Linked DNA regions of Homo sapiens: region 1 is linked to region 2. The links are chromatin loops, found by intact Hi-C in ENCODE. Cell type or tissue: CD4-positive, alpha-beta T cell. All regions are shown on one strand. Links, peaks and the distances in the headings refer to the core of each region. The heading gives the core; the rest is flanking DNA.

Region 1 (8,339 bases), core at 186-8,185, 540 kb after region 2:
TTTTTTTGCTCCAGTGCGATCAGTGACTATTTTCAGGGTGTCTGTGAGTGAGCTTCATGCTGGGCATCAAGTAATGTTTTTTGCATGTCATGACTGTAAATGGAAATTGAAGTTAGAGCCCTGCTCTATCCCCATGCTTACTAGTGTACAGTTGCACCCACAGGCCCTGCAGGTCCTCCTCCTGCAGCTCCGGAGCTCTGCAGCTCGGTGGTCAGAGGGCAGAGAGGAGGCTTGTCAGGATCTATGGGGAACAGCAGCAAGAGTCTAAACACACCACTGTTATTTTTTGCAATATGCTTTCACTTATTTATTTATTTATTTTTGAGACAGAGTCTTACTCTGTTGCCCAGGCTGGAATGCAGTGGCACAGTCTTGGCTCACTGCAACCTCTACCTCACAGGTTCAAGTGATTCTCCTGCCTCGGCCTCCCTAGTAGCTGGGATTACAGGCACGCACCACCACTCCCAGCTAATTATTGTATTTTTAGTAGAGATGGGGTTTCACCATGTTGGCCAGGCTGGTCTTGAACTCCTGACCTCAGGTGATCCACCTGCCTCGGCCTCCCAAAGTGCTGGGATTACAGGCGTGAATCACCATCCCCAGCTGCTTTTATTTTTTTTAAATAAAAGTGACATAATATTCAGATCAGGTCCATTTTGCTACCTTTTTAAATTACTTTCCTCCACTTTTCTCCCTAGAGACAATAACTAATAGTTTCCTTTAGTATATGATTCTCTTTATTATTTTCTATGTATCCATTATCAATATATATGGTGTTTTTACAATTAAAACAATTTTATCACACTATGGAAATATTTTTGCAACCTGCTTTTTTTTCTTCTCAATGATTTTTTTGGTGATCTTTGTTAATAACATCAGTACCTAGAGACCTGGTTCATGTTTTAAACTGCTGGGGATTTTTTGTTTGCTTTTTCTTGCTCTGTTGCCCAGGCTGGAGTACAGTGGCACAATCATAGCTCACCGCTGCCTTGAACTCCTGCGCCCAAGGGATCCTCCCACCTCAGCCTCCCAAGTAGCTGGGGCTACAGGTGCACACCACCACATCCAGCATCAACTGCTGATTCAATGTTCTTGGGAATTTTCACTTTATTTTTCATTTCCCTATTGATAGACTTGTAGATTGTTTCCAACTTTCTATAGATGTCATCTGTGCAAATATTTGCAAGTTTCTATAGAAAAAGATTTTCTGGGTCATAACATACATTTTTGTTAGGTATCAGTAATTCAATATCAAAATGGCTGTACTAGTTTTCACTCCCACTACTAGAATATGTAAGTTCCTATTTTCTACATCCTTTTCAACATCTCATATTGTCTGGATAAATATTGTAGATAATCAGATGTACATACCATGGTATCTCATTTTAATTTTTTTCTCTAATTACAGTGAGGCTGAGCACACTTTTGTGATTTTGGTGATTTTGTTTTCCTTTTCCGCTTCCTGTTCACATTTTTGCCCATTAAACAAAATTTTTTTTGCTTATTAAACAAAATTTTTTTGCTTATTAATGTTTCCCTTGTAACTAATACTTTGTTATACATGTTATACCTTTTCTTGGTTCTGTGGCTTGTATTGTAACTTCAATTTTAAATTAAGTTTTTAATTTTAGTGTCATCTCTAAAATACAAGCAAATTTATAAATCTTTCCCTTTATAGGCCAGGTGTGGTGGATCAGGCCTATAATCCCAGCACTTTGGGAGGCCAAGGAGGGCAAATCACTTGAGCTCAGGATTTGAGACCACCCTGAGCACCATGGTAAAACCCTGTCTCTACCAAAAATACAAAAAAAAAAAAAAGCCAGGCATGGTGGTGCATGTCTGTGGTTCCAGCTGCTTGGGAGGCTGAGGCAAGAGGATCACTTGAGCCCAGGTAGCAGAGGTTGCAGTGAGCTGACACACTGTGAGACCCTGTCTCAAAAAAGAACTTTTCCTTTATGATTCATGTCTTTTCTGTGTTAAGAAAATTTGCTTAAACTAGTCACAATAACAAAGACATGGAATCAACTGACATACCTATCAACAGTGTATTGTGTAAAGAAAATATGGTACATATATACCATGGAATACTATGCAGCCATAAAAAAGAATGAAATCTCGTTATTTGAAGCAACATGGATACAGCTGGTCATTATCCTAAGTGAATTCATGCAGGAACAGAAAACAAGATACCACATGTTCTCACAAATAGGAGCTAAACATTGGGTACACATGAACATAAAGATGGGAAGGAACAGTAGACACTGAGGACTACTTGATATGGGAGAGAGGGAGGGGGGTCGAGGGCTCAAAAGCTACCTATTTGGTACTATGCTCACTACCCGGGTAATGCGATGATTCATACTATCATGCAATACACTCATATAATGAACCTGCACATGTACCCCTTAATCTAAAATAAAATTTGAAATTGGCTGGGTGTGGTGGCTCACACCTGTAATCCCAGCACTTTGGAGGCAGAGGTGGGGAGATCGCTTGAGTCCAGGAATTCGAGACCACCCTGGGCAACATAGGGACACCCTGTTTCAACAAAAAATAGTAATAATAAAATACCCAGGCCTGGTAGCTCACCACACGCCTAGTCCCAGCTACTCCAGAAAGTAAGGTGGAAGGATTGCGTGGGCCCATGAGGTAGCGGCTGCAGTGAGCTGTGATTGTGCCTCTGCAATCTAGCCTCAGTGACAGAGTGACACCTTGTCTTAAAAGAAGACGTTTTGCTTCATTCAAGGTCATGAAGATAATCTTATAATAATATAAAGTGTTCGTTTTATATATTTTCTACAGTTCTATCTGTAACTTACCTGTGAATAGTGTCCGTTATGGATCTAATATTATTTATTTAAGTATAGGAAGCCAATTTTTTCTATGCAGTTATTTTTACAATGGAAATATCTTTAATGGGTCTTTCTGATGATAGAAGTAATGATCATTGTTAAAATTCAAATAATAATTGGATGGGCATGGTGGCACACACCTGTAATCCCAGCACTTTGGGAGGCCGAGGCTGATGGATTGCTTGAGCTCAGGAGTTTGAGACCAACCTGGCCAACATTGCAAAACCCTGTCTCTACTAAAAATACAAAAATTAGCAGGGCGTGGCTGTGCATGCCTGTAGTTCCAGCTACTCAGGAGGCTGAAGCAGGAGAATCGCTTAAACCCAGGAGGTGGAGGTTGCAGTGAGCTGAGATCACACCACTGCACTTCAGCCTGGGCAACAGAGCAAGACTCTGTCTCAGAAAAAAAAATATATACACACACACACACACACACACACACACACACACACACACACACACAGACACGCACACACACACACACGCACATATATACATACATACATACATATATATATATATATATATATATATATATATATATATGTATGTATGTAGAGAGAGAGAGAGAGAGAAATATATTAAAAATCACCGGAGGCCAGGCATGGTGGCTCACGCCTGTAATCCCAGCACACTTTGGGAGGCCAAGGCAGGCAGATTACGAGGTCAGGAGATCGAGAAGATCCTGGCTAACACTGTGAAACCCCATCTCTACTAAAAATACAAAAAAATTAGCCGGGCATGGTGGCACGTGCCTGTAGTCCCAGCTACTCAGGAGGCTGAGGCAAGAGAATCACTTGAACCCGGGAAGTGGAGGTTGCAGTGAGCTGAGATCACGCCACTGCACTCCAGCCTGGGCAAGAGAGACAGAGCCAGAGCCAGAGACACCCGGAATTACAGGCGTGAGCCACCTCTCCTGGCCACAAGTTTTCTTTCTTTCTTTTCTTTTCTTTTTTTTTTTTTTTGAGACGGAGTCTCGCTCTTGTTGCCCAGGCTGGAGTGCAGTGGCACGATCTTGGCTCACCGCAACCTCTGCCTCCAGGGTTCAAGCAATTATCCTGCTTCAGCTTCCTGAGTAGCTGGGATTACAGGCATGCACCACCATGCCTGGCTAATTTTTGTATTTTTACTAGAGACGGGGTTTCTGCATGTCAGTCAGGCTGGTCTCGAACTCCCAACCTCAGGTGATCTGCCAGCCTCGGCCTCCCAAAGTGCTGGGATTACAGGCATGAGCCACTGTGCCCGGCCCCACAAGTTCTTTTAGTATCACATCTAGTATGCCAGGTACATCTCACTAAATGTTTTCAAATTAAGACCATCAGTATATCCTCTTACAAATAAATTATTTTAAATTTTGTCATAGAAGTATGCAAGGAAAAACAACCAGTTCTTAGAAAAGCATGATATAACTTACTTTCCTAGAATGTGAAACGGGAAATACACGAATTACTCTAATTTGGAGGTTCTACGGAAGGAAGTCATTTATTGCATGTTGCCATCATTGAGAAACAGATGATTATCTTTCTCCTGCACATGAATACCATCTTTCAGTATGTTAATACTTGCCATTCTTCATGAACTTCATAGTTAAATTCTTCCATGTGTACATTAAAATATATTTGATCTGTGAATTAAAAAAATTATCAATACCACACATAGACTACATTTATCAGCCCTTAAGATGAGAGTCCTTTTGTTTTCTGCCCCTAGGTCCACTTTGATGTCAAATGAACACTGATGGGGTTATTCAGTTTTTATGTAGACATCCTACAATAGATACAGTATGGGTTTTTGCAAATATATTGAGTCATTACTCATTTCTCTTCCAAGGTAGTTTAAAATGCTTTAAATGATTATTCAGTATAGAGTTCAGTTATAAATTGTGGTACTGTATGAAGAGATTTGGAAGAGCTATATAAGGATTAAATCCTTCACCTCAAATATAGTGATATAGAGAAGCTAAAAAATAAGATACATGTCTTATAATTTTGCCTTGTCTCAGTTCTGTGTCTTCCCCTTTTGACACAACCTAAAACCAAATTGCCAAGAAAAGGAAACAACTACCAAAAAGCACAGCTGGTGCGTTAGTGGGACTGAATTCACGGCACCAGTCACTCATGAATTTGTGTAGACACAGGTGGATCTGAAGGACTTCTCTTCAAGGCACATGCAGTTTAGCCAGGCACTGACCAGCTCCAAATTCTCCTTGACCACTTGCTACCTGAATACTCAAGGCCCACTTGCTGCTCAATCCAAAATTCACTCAGGCCACTAGACTGTTCTACTACCTTAACATGTTAAGTTTGGAAAGCTGTTTTCCTCGAGAACACTCCCAAGGAGAAGAGCAAATACTGCTCATATGTGTTTCTGAAACAACTTCAAGCGGCTTTTAGCAGGCAAAAATTTTCCATCGTGTGGGTGTTTTTGGTGCCATCTGAGAGATACTGTGGTTTTCAACCAGCTTGGTGCTATTACTACAATCACTTTACCTGACCTCTTTCTTTAAACAGGCATAAGACAAGGCTGAGCTCATACTTTCAGGAAAGCCACTCTGCCACCTAAGCAGAACTAACACTGTTAGAAGAGCATGCAAATTGTAATTTAAAAAAATCCATAGGCCAGCAGTTTCTTTTAACCACAGTGGCTTTTCTCCCCCTCCTGCTCATTCTGCTGATATAGCAGCATTGGTGTGCATGGCAAAGCTTTAGCTTTCTGCTCTAATTTGCTGTTCCTCTGATGAGAATTGTGCATTTGAGGATGCTTTGTTTCGTGTGTGTTAAGTGTTGCACATCCAGCTGGATTTTAAGTTTCTGAAGGCATGGACCCCCTCCCTTTTATCCGTCTCTTCTATAGGACCCAATATGGTATTCTATTGTAGGTGCTCAATTATTGTATGTTGAATGAATGTATGATTGAATCAGTGTGTGACTGAACAGATATTTCCAGTCTCCCATTTTATAAACTCAACAGTGCAAACTGGATGGGATTAATTTTAATCAGAAAGAAAGGTGTATGGCAATGCAGAAATAAAATGATGGTGAGAATAAGAAATAAAGATGAGATAAATATAAGAAATATATTTATATATTATAATCAGTTTAATGAGAAATAAAGATGAGAATAAGAAACAGACTAAGGGAGGAGCTAAAGAGTTCACTAATTCCACAGTAAAGGTGGTTTAGATGTGTAGATGACTGAATCTATGCAGTGGAGTATATATATATGTGTGTGTGTGTATACATATAATATGTATATAGATTTAAATACGTATGTATTTATGCGCCAGCATGGGCAACATGTCTCTACCAAAAATACAAATTAGCCAGTCATAGTGACACGTGCCTGTGGTCCCAGTTACTCGGAAGGCTGAGGTGGGAGGATTGCTTGAACCCAAGAGGTGGTGGTTGCAGTGAGCCAAGATTGCATCACTGCACTCCAGCCTGGGTGACAGAGTTGAGACCCTGTCTCAAAAATAAATGAATAAAATAAATAAATAAATATGTATTCATGTAATTATCTGTATACTTTATATATTATATACATATCTACAATGCATGATATATGATGTATGTATATGCATATATATTATATATGTGTATATATGTACGTGTTTGTGTGTATAGATGTGTATATGTGCATACACACACACACACACACACACACACACACATATATATACTTTAAAGAATTTATACCAAAGTTCCTCTTAGAGAACTGTCTTTGTCTGGAAAAATGCCTTGATTAGCCACTTGTGGGTGGAAAGACCCTGGGGCCACTGGATGAAAGAATATAAGATAGCAAAGTTATAGCTAAACCACTCCACATCTAAACATCAACAATAATTTGTGAGTGGGAGTAGAACAGTCAAGAGAAGAGAGGGAGCCGGGCGCGGTGGCTCATGCCTGTTATCCCAGCACTTTGGGAGGCCAAGGCAGGCGGATCACTTGAGGTCAGGAGTTCGAAACCAGCCTGGCCACCATGGCGAAATCCCGTCTCTACTAAAAATATTTAAAAAATTAGCTGGGCATGGTGGCACATGCCTGTAATCCCAGCTACTCAGGAGACTGAGGCAGGAGAATTGCTTGAACCCAGGAGGTGGAGGCTGCAGTGAGCCTAGCTCGCACCACTGCACTCCAGCCTGGGTCAAAGAGTGTAACTTCCAGAAACTGGTCTCAAAAAAAAAATTAAATTAAAAAAATTAATTAAAAAAAAAGAGAGGAGAGGGGAGAAAAATTAAAGATACAGATATGGGATTGTACAAGCCTTTGCCTTGGGAAAGTGGTTTGGGATAAATCAAAGAAAAGAGGTTGAGTTCCAGAACGAGATTGTCCCAGAGCAGAAAAGGATGACAACAGCAGAAGTAGACACCAAGAGAGGCGTGCATTCAGCAAGAGCAGGATTGTGGAACTGGAAGTGAACATGTGTCTGCAAAACCTCAGGAATTAACATAAACCCAGGGAAATAATTAGACCCCTCACAGAGCTTGGGAAGAAGCCTCAAGCAAATTTTAATTAAATCTTAAAAGGTACTCTTATCGGCCGGGCACAGTGGCTCACACCTGTAATCCCAGCACTTTGGGAGGCCGAGGCGTGTGGATCACCTGAGGGCAGGAGTTCGAGACCAGCCTGGTCAACATGGTGAAACCCCGTCTCTACTAAAAATACAAAAATTAGCCAGGCGTGGTGGCAGGCGCCTGTAATCCCAGCTACTCGGGAGGCTGAGACTGGAGAATCGCTTGAACCCAGGAGGCGGAGGTTGCAGTGAGCTGAGATCATGCCATCACACTGCAGGCTGGGGGACAGAGCGAGACTTTGTCTCAAAAAAAAAAAAAAGGTTGCTCTTATCTCAATTTATGTCTCAGAGTTCCTTAAATCCAGATTTAGGGCAAGTAATTTGGAAACCCTCTCTTCCTTCCAACCGATAAGTTTCTAATACTATCTTCTTAAAGCCCAGAGTTACAAAACAAACAAAAGCAATAAAATGAACAAATAAACAAAGCCCACATCCTCTTTCAGGGGTTGTTAGCGATGGATATTTGACCTGGGAAGACATCACAAGCAACCACAGTCCTGATTCCAGTGCCAAATCTGAGCAGGCCCAGCACTCCACACAGAACGTCCCTGATTCAAACTGGTGCCCAACAGGCCTTTCCTCAGTAGCATGGCCAGGTTAGGGCACCAAAGGGTTAAACTGTGACAATGTGGCAGGTTGGTAAAAATGTTCATAACCTGGTATTGAAATCTTTTCACCTTTTTCTCTGGGGCTATTTTAGTTAATACATGAAAATGCCAGGGTAATTGTTACACTTCTCTGATGCAGATGGTTATTGTTCCTGTTTTACAAGTAAGAGAACTTTAACATAAGCTTGCTCAGCATGCCCAGAGCAGGATTCTGAGTGAGGAATTATGATTTCCTAGGCTGGGCTTGGTTCACTGGACACCATTGTCCTCTACAAAGGGTTTATTGTGAAACGTTTACAAAAGCACT
Region 2 (8,339 bases), core at 163-8,162:
CCCTTTGCATTTCTGCATATACCTTTAGAATCAGGTAGTCAATATCCACTATCAACTTTATGTCATCATAAAGTCCTTAAAAGTGCCAGGCGCAGTGGCTCACGCCTGTAATCCCAACACTCTGGGAGGCCAAGGCAGATGGATCACTTGAGGTCAGGAGTTTGAGACCAGCCTGGCCAACATGGTGAAATCCCATCTCTGCTGAAAATACAAAAATAAAAATTAGCCGGGTGTGGTGGCATGCGCCTGTAATTCCAGCTACTTGAGAGGCTGAGGCAGGAGAATCACTTGAACCCAGAAGGCAGAGGTTGCAGTGATTGTGCCACTGCACTCCAGCCTGGGTGACAGAGTGAGACTCTGTCTCATAAATAAATAAATAAATAAATAAAGTCCTTAAAAGTGGAAGAAAGAAAAAGAGACAGAGGGTGACATGACTTTGGAGAAAGGGTCAGAGAGATGCAATGTTGCTGAAGATGAAGAAAGGAGGCCATGAGTCACTGAAAGTTGAGGTATCTAGAAGCTGGAAAAGGAGAGGAAATGCATTCTACCCTAGGGCTTCCAGAAAGGAATGCAGCCCTGCTGACACCCTGACTTTAACTCAGTGAGATCCGTGTCAGACTTCTGGCCACCCATAAAAAAAATCTAGGCCGGGCACAGTGGCTCACACCTGTAATCCCAGCACTTTGGGAGGCCAAGGTGGTGGATCACCTGAGATCAGGAGTTCAAGACCAGCCTGGCCAACATTGTGAAACCCCGTCTCTACTAAAAGTACAAATATTAGATGGGTATGGTGGCACAAGCCTATAATCCCAGCTACTCGGGAGGCTGAGGTAGGAGAATTGCTTGAAGCTGGGAGGCGGGGGTTGCAGTGAGCCAAGATCGCACCACTGCATTCCAGCCTAGGAGACAGAGCAAGACTCCATCTCAAAACAACAACAACAATAACGACAACAACAAAATTGGCTCAGATTTTAATCAGGAATGAATTGAATCTATAAATCAGTTTGAAAGACAATTGACCTTTCATAAAATTGAGCTTTCTAATCTGTGGTCTTGATGTAGCCTATCATTTTCTTTTTTTGTTTTTTAGATGGAGTCTCGCTCTGTCACTCAGGCTGGAGTGCAGTGGTGCAATCTCGGCTCACTGCAACCTCCGCCTCCTGGGTTCAAGAGATTCTCCTGTCTCAGCCTCCAGAGTAGCTGGGATTACAGGTACCCACCACCACGCCCAGCTAATTTTTGTATTTTTAGTAGAGACAGGGGTTTCATCATGTTGGCCAGGCTGGTCTCGAACTCCTGACCTCAGGTGATCTGCCCACCTCGGCCTCCCAAAGTGCTGGGATTACATGTGTGAGCCACCACGACCAGCCAGGCTATCATTTTCTTAAGAATTCATCAAGTTAAATTCTTTGATAATGTTTTATAGTTTTCTATGTAATGGTCCTGCACATCTTTCATTAGGATTCATTTTGAGGATTCAACCTTCTTAATGCTATTGCAAGTAACATTAAAATTTTTAATTCTATTTATAATTATTGAGTAGTTATATAATAGATATAGAACTGATCTTGTGTCTAATGACTGCTAAATTTACTTTTAAACTTTAAGTTTATTATTATTATTTTGAGATAAAGTCTTGCTCTGTCACTCAGGCTGGAGTGCAGTGGCATGATCATAGCTCACTGCAGCGTCGAACTCCTGGGCTTCAAGTAATCCTCCCACCTCAGTTTTCTGAGTAGCTAGTACTACAGGCATGCGCTGCCACACATGGCTATTTTTTACATTTTTTTAGAAATGGGTCTTGCTATATTGTTTAGGCTGGTCTTGAACTCCTGGCCTCAAGTGGTTCTACTGCCTTGGCCTCCCAAAGTGCTGGGATTATAGGTGTGAGCCACCACACTCAGCCTATTTTCACTTTTTTTTTTTTTTTTTTTTTTTTTGGAGACGGAGTCTCACTCTGTCGCCCAGGCTGGAGTGCGGTGGCATGATCTCGACTCACTGCAAGCTCCGCCTCCCGGGTTCATGCCATTCTCCTGCCTCAGCCTCCTGAATAGCTGGAACCACAGGCGCCCGCCACCATGCCCGGCTAATTTTTTGTATTTTTAGTAGAGATGAGGTTTCACTGTGTTAGCCAGGATGGTCTCAATCTCCTGACCACGTGATCCGCCCGCCTCGTCATCCCAAAGTGCTAGGATACCTATTTTCACTTCTTATAGTTTATTTGTAGATTCTTGTATCTTCTACATATATAATCATGTCATTTGTGAATACTGACAGCTTAACTTTGGATGAGACACATTTTACGTAGGAAGATGTGGAGAAATTAGAACCCTCATACATTGCTAATGAAAATGCAAAATAGCGTGGATGCATTGGACAACAATTGCCAGTTCCTCAAAGTAGTAAAGATGGAGTTAACAGCCGGGCGCGGTGGCTCACACCTGTAATCTTAGCACTTTGGGAGGCCGAGGCGGGCGGATCACGAGGTCAGGAGATCGAGACCATCCTGGCTAACACGGTGAAACCCCGTCTCTACTAAAACTACAAAAAATTAGCTGGGCGTGGTGGCGGGCACCTGTAGTCCCAGCTACTCGGGAGGCTGAGGCAGGAGAATGACGTGAACCTGGGAGGTGGAGGTTGCAGTGAGCCAAGATCACACCACTGCACTCCAGCCTGGGCGACAGTGCAAGACTCCATCTCAAAAAAAAAAAAAAAAAAAAAAGATGGAGTTAACAGATAACCCAGCCAAGGCTGCAGTGAGCCTTGATTGTGCCACTGCACTTCAACTTAGGCAACAGAGTGAGACCCTGTTTCAAATAAAACACAACAAACAAATGAAAAAAACACACAACCCAGCAATTCCACTTCTCGGGATATAACCAAGAGAATTGAAAGCATATATCCACACAAAAACTTGTAGATGAATGTTTATAGCAGCCTTATTCATAATAACTAAAACAAGGAAATAATCCAAATGTCCATCAGCTGGTGAAGGGATAAATAAAATGTGATATATCCATACAACGGACAATAGACATTAATAAAAAGAATTTTTTAAAAAAAGAATGAAATACTGATACATGCTAAAACATAGATGAATATTAAACACATTCAGCTAAGTGAAAGAAGCCAGTCACAAAAGACCACGTATTATACAAATCCATTTATGTGAAATGTCCAGAATAGAGAAATCCATAGGGACAGAAAATACATTACTGGTTACGCAGAACCGGGGTTGTTGTAGTGGCAATCAGGAGTGACTGTTAATGATACGTGTTTCTTTCTGGGGTTATGAAAATGTTCTCAAATTAGATGTGATGGTCACATAACTGAATATTCTAAAAACTAAAGAATTGTACATTTTAAATAGGTACATTTTATTTTATTTATTATTATTATTTTTTTGAGGCAGGGTCTTATTCTGCCACCCAGGCTGGAGTGCAGTGGCACGAGCACAACTCACTACAGCCTCCACCTCCTGGGTTCAATCCATCCTCCCACCTCAGCCTCCTGAGCAGCTGGGACTACAGGCGTGCATCACCACACCCAGCTAATTTTTGCATTTTTTGTAGAGATGGGGCCGCACCATGTTGCCTAGGCTGGTCTTGAACTCTTGGGCTCAAGCAATCCGCCTGCCTTGGTCTCCCAAAGTGTTGGGATTACAGGCATTGGCCACCTCGCCCAGCTAAATGGGTAAATTTTATAGTCTATAATTTATATCTCAATAAAGCTATTTAAAGTTTTGGGGTTTTTTGTTTTTTTTTGTTGTTGTTGTTGTTTTAAACGGAGTTTTGCTCTTTTTGCCCAGGCTGGAGTGCAATGGCACAATCTCGGCTCACTGCAACCTCTGCCTCCCAGGTTCAAGAGATTCTCCTGCCTCAGCCTCCCAAGTAGCTGAGATTACAGGCATGTGCCACCACACCTGGCTAATTTTTTATTATTATTTAGTAGAGACAGGGTTTCACCATGTTGGTCAGGATGGTCTCAAGCTCCTGACCTTAGGTGATCCACCCTCCTCAGCCTCCCAAAGTGCTGGGATTACAGGCATGAGCCACCACGCCCGGCTAAACTTTTTTTTCTTTTTTCCCCCCAAGACGGAGTCTCCCACTGTCGCCCAGGCTGGAGTGCAGTGGCGCGATCTTGGCTCACTGCAAGCTTCGCCTCCCAGATTAATGCCATTCTCCTGCCTCAGCCTCCCGAGTAGCTGGGACTACAGGCGCCCGCCATCACGCCCGGCTAATTTTTTGCATTTTTAGTAGAGACGGGGTTTCACCATGTTAGCCAGGGTGGTTTCAATCTCCTGACCTCGTGATCCGCCCACCTCAGCCTCCCAAAGTGCTGGGATTACAGGCGTGAGCCACCGCGCCCGGCCTAGGCTAAACTTTTTTAAATATAGGACTTTGAAAGCTTTAAAAAATAGGTAAACATAAACTGTTTGGGGGTATTATCTCTAAATTTTTGGAGATTTTAGTTTTTTCTTTATACTTTTCTGGGCACTCCAAAAACATGTATTTTTGTAATTGGAAAATTCAGAAAAGAATAAATGTTACAAAGATGTAGAATTCCGGCCGGCCATGGTGGTTCACACCTGTAATCCCAGCTCTTTGGGAGGCCAAAGTGGGAGGATTGCTTGAACCCAGCAGTTCAAGACTAGCCTGGGCAACAAAGTGAGACCGCATCTCAAAAAAAAAAAAATATGTAGAATTCCACCCCTCCCAACACCTGCCACATACCTACAAGCAGCAGCAACAACAAAACCTCCTAAAAAACCAAGAACATCGTTTGAGGGAGAAGTGAGTTGGCACCTGAGTTCAAGATTGTCTACCTGGATGATTTGTCCGAATAATGAAATGGTGGCAAACTGCAGCCATTCAAGCCAAGGGCAGCTGGTGAGAGGACACTGTTAAGGCACTTGCTTGGGAATTTCACAGAATTGTGATGAACAAAATATTATATGAGAAAGATAATTTTTGTATACTTGGCCAGAATAATTGAAACAGGCTAGTTAAAAAGTTATTAGTATGGTTTTGAAGTGGTTAATATCTTGGTCAGGATATTGAGTGAGAAACGGAGTGAAGAGGTGACTCCTAAAATGTTTCAATGACAAAATCCTCAGGGAACAGTGATAACTTAGATGGAATTAGAGATTATACCAAGACCATACATGTTGAAAGACTAGAAGTTCTCTTAATGCGAAAGAAGTTGACGAAGGACCATTTTGACAGAAAAGCTATGAATGTGAGGATACGCAAACGCTATTGCCATTATTTAGAATCAGGATTCCAGTGTTTGAATACTAATTCCCCTATTTGCTTGCTTGCTTGCTTTCTTTCTTTTCTTTTTTTTTTTTTTTTTTGAGACAGTCTCACTCTGTCACCCAGGCCAGAGTGCAGTGGTGTGATCTCGGCTCACTGCAAACTCCACCTCCTGGGTTCAAGAGATTCTAATGCCTCAGCCTCCCGAGTAGCTGGGATTACAGGCATGTGCCACCACACCCAGCTAACTTTTGTATTTTTAGTAGAGACAGGGTTTCACCATGTTGGCCAGGCTGGTCTCGAACCCCTGGCCTCAAATGATCCACCCACCTCGGCCTCCCAAAGTGCTGGGATTACAGGTGTGAGCCACTGTGCCAGGTCATTTGCTTTTTGATCTTTGTCAAAATACCCAACCTTTCTGAGCTTCGATTTCCTTTATTTTTAAAATGGTAATATCAATTTCTACTTCACAGGGCTGTTTTAAATAATCAGAAAGCACATAAAAGTGCTTAACAGGCTGGACGCGGTGGCTCACACCTGTAATCCCACCACTTTGGGGGGCCGAGGCAGGTGGATCACTTGAGGTCAGGAGTTTGAGACCAGCCTGGCCAACATGGTGAAACCCCGTCTGTACAAAAAAAAAAAAAAAATATATATATATATATACAAAAATTAGCTGAGTATGGTGGTGGGCGCCTGTAGTCCCAGCTACTCAGGAGGCTGAGACAGGAGAATCGCTTGTACCCGGGAGGCGGAGGTTGCAGCAAGCTGAGATTGCAGCAAGCTGAGATTGTGCAACTGCACTCCAGCCTGGGTGATGGAGCGAGATTCCATCTCAGAAAAAAAAAAAAAAAAGAAAAAAAGAAAAAAAAAGAAAAAGCGCTTAACATGATGCCTGGCACACGCTCTGAAAAATGTTTCATATATACGGTAATATTACCATTGGGGGAACTGATGTGAAAGTGACATAGGACATCCTGGCACATCATTTGAAACTTCATGTAAATCTGTAATTGTTTCTAAATAAAAAGTTAGAAAATGTATTAGCTATCTAGTCTGGGAATTATATTGTGTCATTGTGCTAATATTTTTCCCACCAAAGGAAGGAACCAAGGACCAGAGACACAAGCAATTTGTTACAAACAGTTACAGAGAAGTGAAATGAGAATGGAAGTAATTTCTTCTGAATCATATTACCATAGAGCAGCCTTAGTGTGAAGGGAGCTTAGAGTCAGGGCAGTTAACCACTGAACTTATCTGGGTTTGAATATGTGGTTTGCTATGGTTTATTTCCTGGTTCAACTTGACTCATCCATTCAGATTCAGAATAATAAACATTTAAACATTTAAAATAATAAGCATCTAAAATGATAAGCATTTCCTCCACACGTACTCTGTGCCAGGCATTGTGGAAGCCTCTCCCATATTGCTTTGAATGGGATTGCAACTAAAGCTTTCTAAATTCTAAGAGAAAGGCACAAAGGAAATTTACTACTGCCACTCTAATCCATTTAGTGCTCACTGTTTAAACATCTTTGTTTTCTCTTAATGAAATTAAAATGTGTGGAACAAATTGTGTAGGATGTAGTACCTCATCAGTGGGGAATTCTTTTGCCTCTACTAACCTGGAGCACTGGGAAAAGCACGGGAGTAGGGAACATAGTGGATAAGAAAAAGAGGGTTTATTTTCCTTTATACTCAGTTTACAGTAGTGATTCCAGCAGGATGCACTATTTTGTTCAGAAAAAGCTGATGCTAAGAAACTTGGAGCTGTGGCTGACGACCTTGGGACAGAGCTGAAGTTCTGTTGCATTCTCGGGGCAGTGTTCAGCTCCTGTAAATGTAGAAAGAACAGCCTGAATCAGGGTAACTCTGTATAGAGCTCAGTTCTGTAGGTATTTTTCTTCTCTTTTTTCTTTTCTTTTCTTCTCTTTTCTTTTCTTTTCCTTTCTTTCCCTCCCTCCTTCCCTCCCTCCCTCCCCTTCTTTCTTTCTCTCTTCTTTCTTAAGCACAGTGTGAGAAAATGTCTCTTTAGCTGATGTGAGTAAAGAGATCAAGTATCTTTGAAAAACTATGAAAGCTCTAGGAAAGGCTAAGGCTTCACATTCAGAATGTCACCTTGACAGGGAGCTTTAAAGGGAGATAGAAGAAGCATAGAGAGGAGGACAAGTAAAATTTCACAAATATACAATTTTTTTTTTTTTTTGAGACAGTCTCGCTCTGTCACCCAGGCTGGAGTGCAGTGGCGCGATCTTGGCTCACTGCAAGCTCTGCCTCCTGGGTTCACGCCATTCTCCTGGCTCAGCCTCCCGAGTAGCTGGGACTACAGGTGCCCGCCACCATGCCTGGCTAATTTTTTTGTATTTTTAGTAGAGACTGGGTTTCACTGTTAGCCAGGATAGTCTCGATCCCCTGACCTTGTGATCTGCCTGCCTCAGCCTCCCAAAGTGGTGGGATTACAGGCGTGAGCCACTGCGTCTGTCCTTACCTTTATACAATGTATAGAAATGTATAGGAGGCTTTAGGTAAGAGACTGGCAATTAGTTTTTTTAAATTGTTCCTTTTTTTTTTTGAGACAGACTCTCACTCTGTGTCCCGGACTGGAGTGCAGTGGCATGATCTTGGCTCACTGCAACCTCTGCCTCCCCGGTTCAAGTGATTCTCCTGCCTCAGCCTCCCTAGTAGCTGGGATTACAGGCATGTGCCACCATGCCCAGCTAATTTTTTGTATTTTTAGTAGAGACAGGGTTTCGTCATGTTAGCCAGGCTGGTCTCGAACTCCCAACGCCAGGTGATCTGCCCACCTCAGCCACCCAAAGTGCTGGGATTACAGGCGTGAGCCACCACACATGGCCTAAAAATTGTTCTTCTTATTTGAAAATGAGTTTATGAGGGACATTTTGTCAATCTGGCTTCAAAAAAGATGAATGAAATGAATGGTAAAAATTTGTTTAACGTGCTCGTTTCAGCAGCACATGCACTAAAATTAGACTGATACAGAGAAGATTAGCATGGCCCCTGTGCAAAGATGACACGCAAATTTCATTTTAAAAAAGCAAATAAATATTTGTTTAAAAATCATTT

What was found. Hi-C counts contacts between places; a loop is a spot of excess contacts. Peaks named below come from ENCODE experiments on the same cell type or tissue, not always from the same donor. Only the 100,000 strongest peaks of a DNase experiment are listed, where the experiment ranks them.
Region 1: a loop joins it to region 2, with 6 times the contacts of the local background. A loop is called at or near these places in 3 of 110 quality-filtered maps.

What each region holds. Positions count from the first base shown.
Region 1 is chr18:9,079,993-9,088,331 of GRCh38, reverse strand. No RefSeq gene overlaps it. Among named protein-coding and RNA genes, the nearest start is that of NDUFV2, 19 kb to the left of the region's middle. In CD4-positive, alpha-beta T cell, for the core only: no CTCF peak of the experiment used is centred there; DNase peaks (open chromatin) are centred at 4,321 and 5,471; H3K4me3 peaks cover 727 bases; H3K27ac peaks cover 2,489 bases.
Region 2 is chr18:9,617,945-9,626,283 of GRCh38, reverse strand. PPP4R1-AS1 (PPP4R1 antisense RNA 1) reads right to left here. Exons shown (of 3, transcript NR_110773.1): 3 at 6,921-7,089. It also overlaps the pseudogene RNU6-903P. Among named protein-coding and RNA genes, the nearest start is that of PPP4R1-AS1, 7.3 kb to the right of the region's middle. In CD4-positive, alpha-beta T cell, for the core only: no CTCF peak of the experiment used is centred there; no DNase peak of the experiment used is centred there.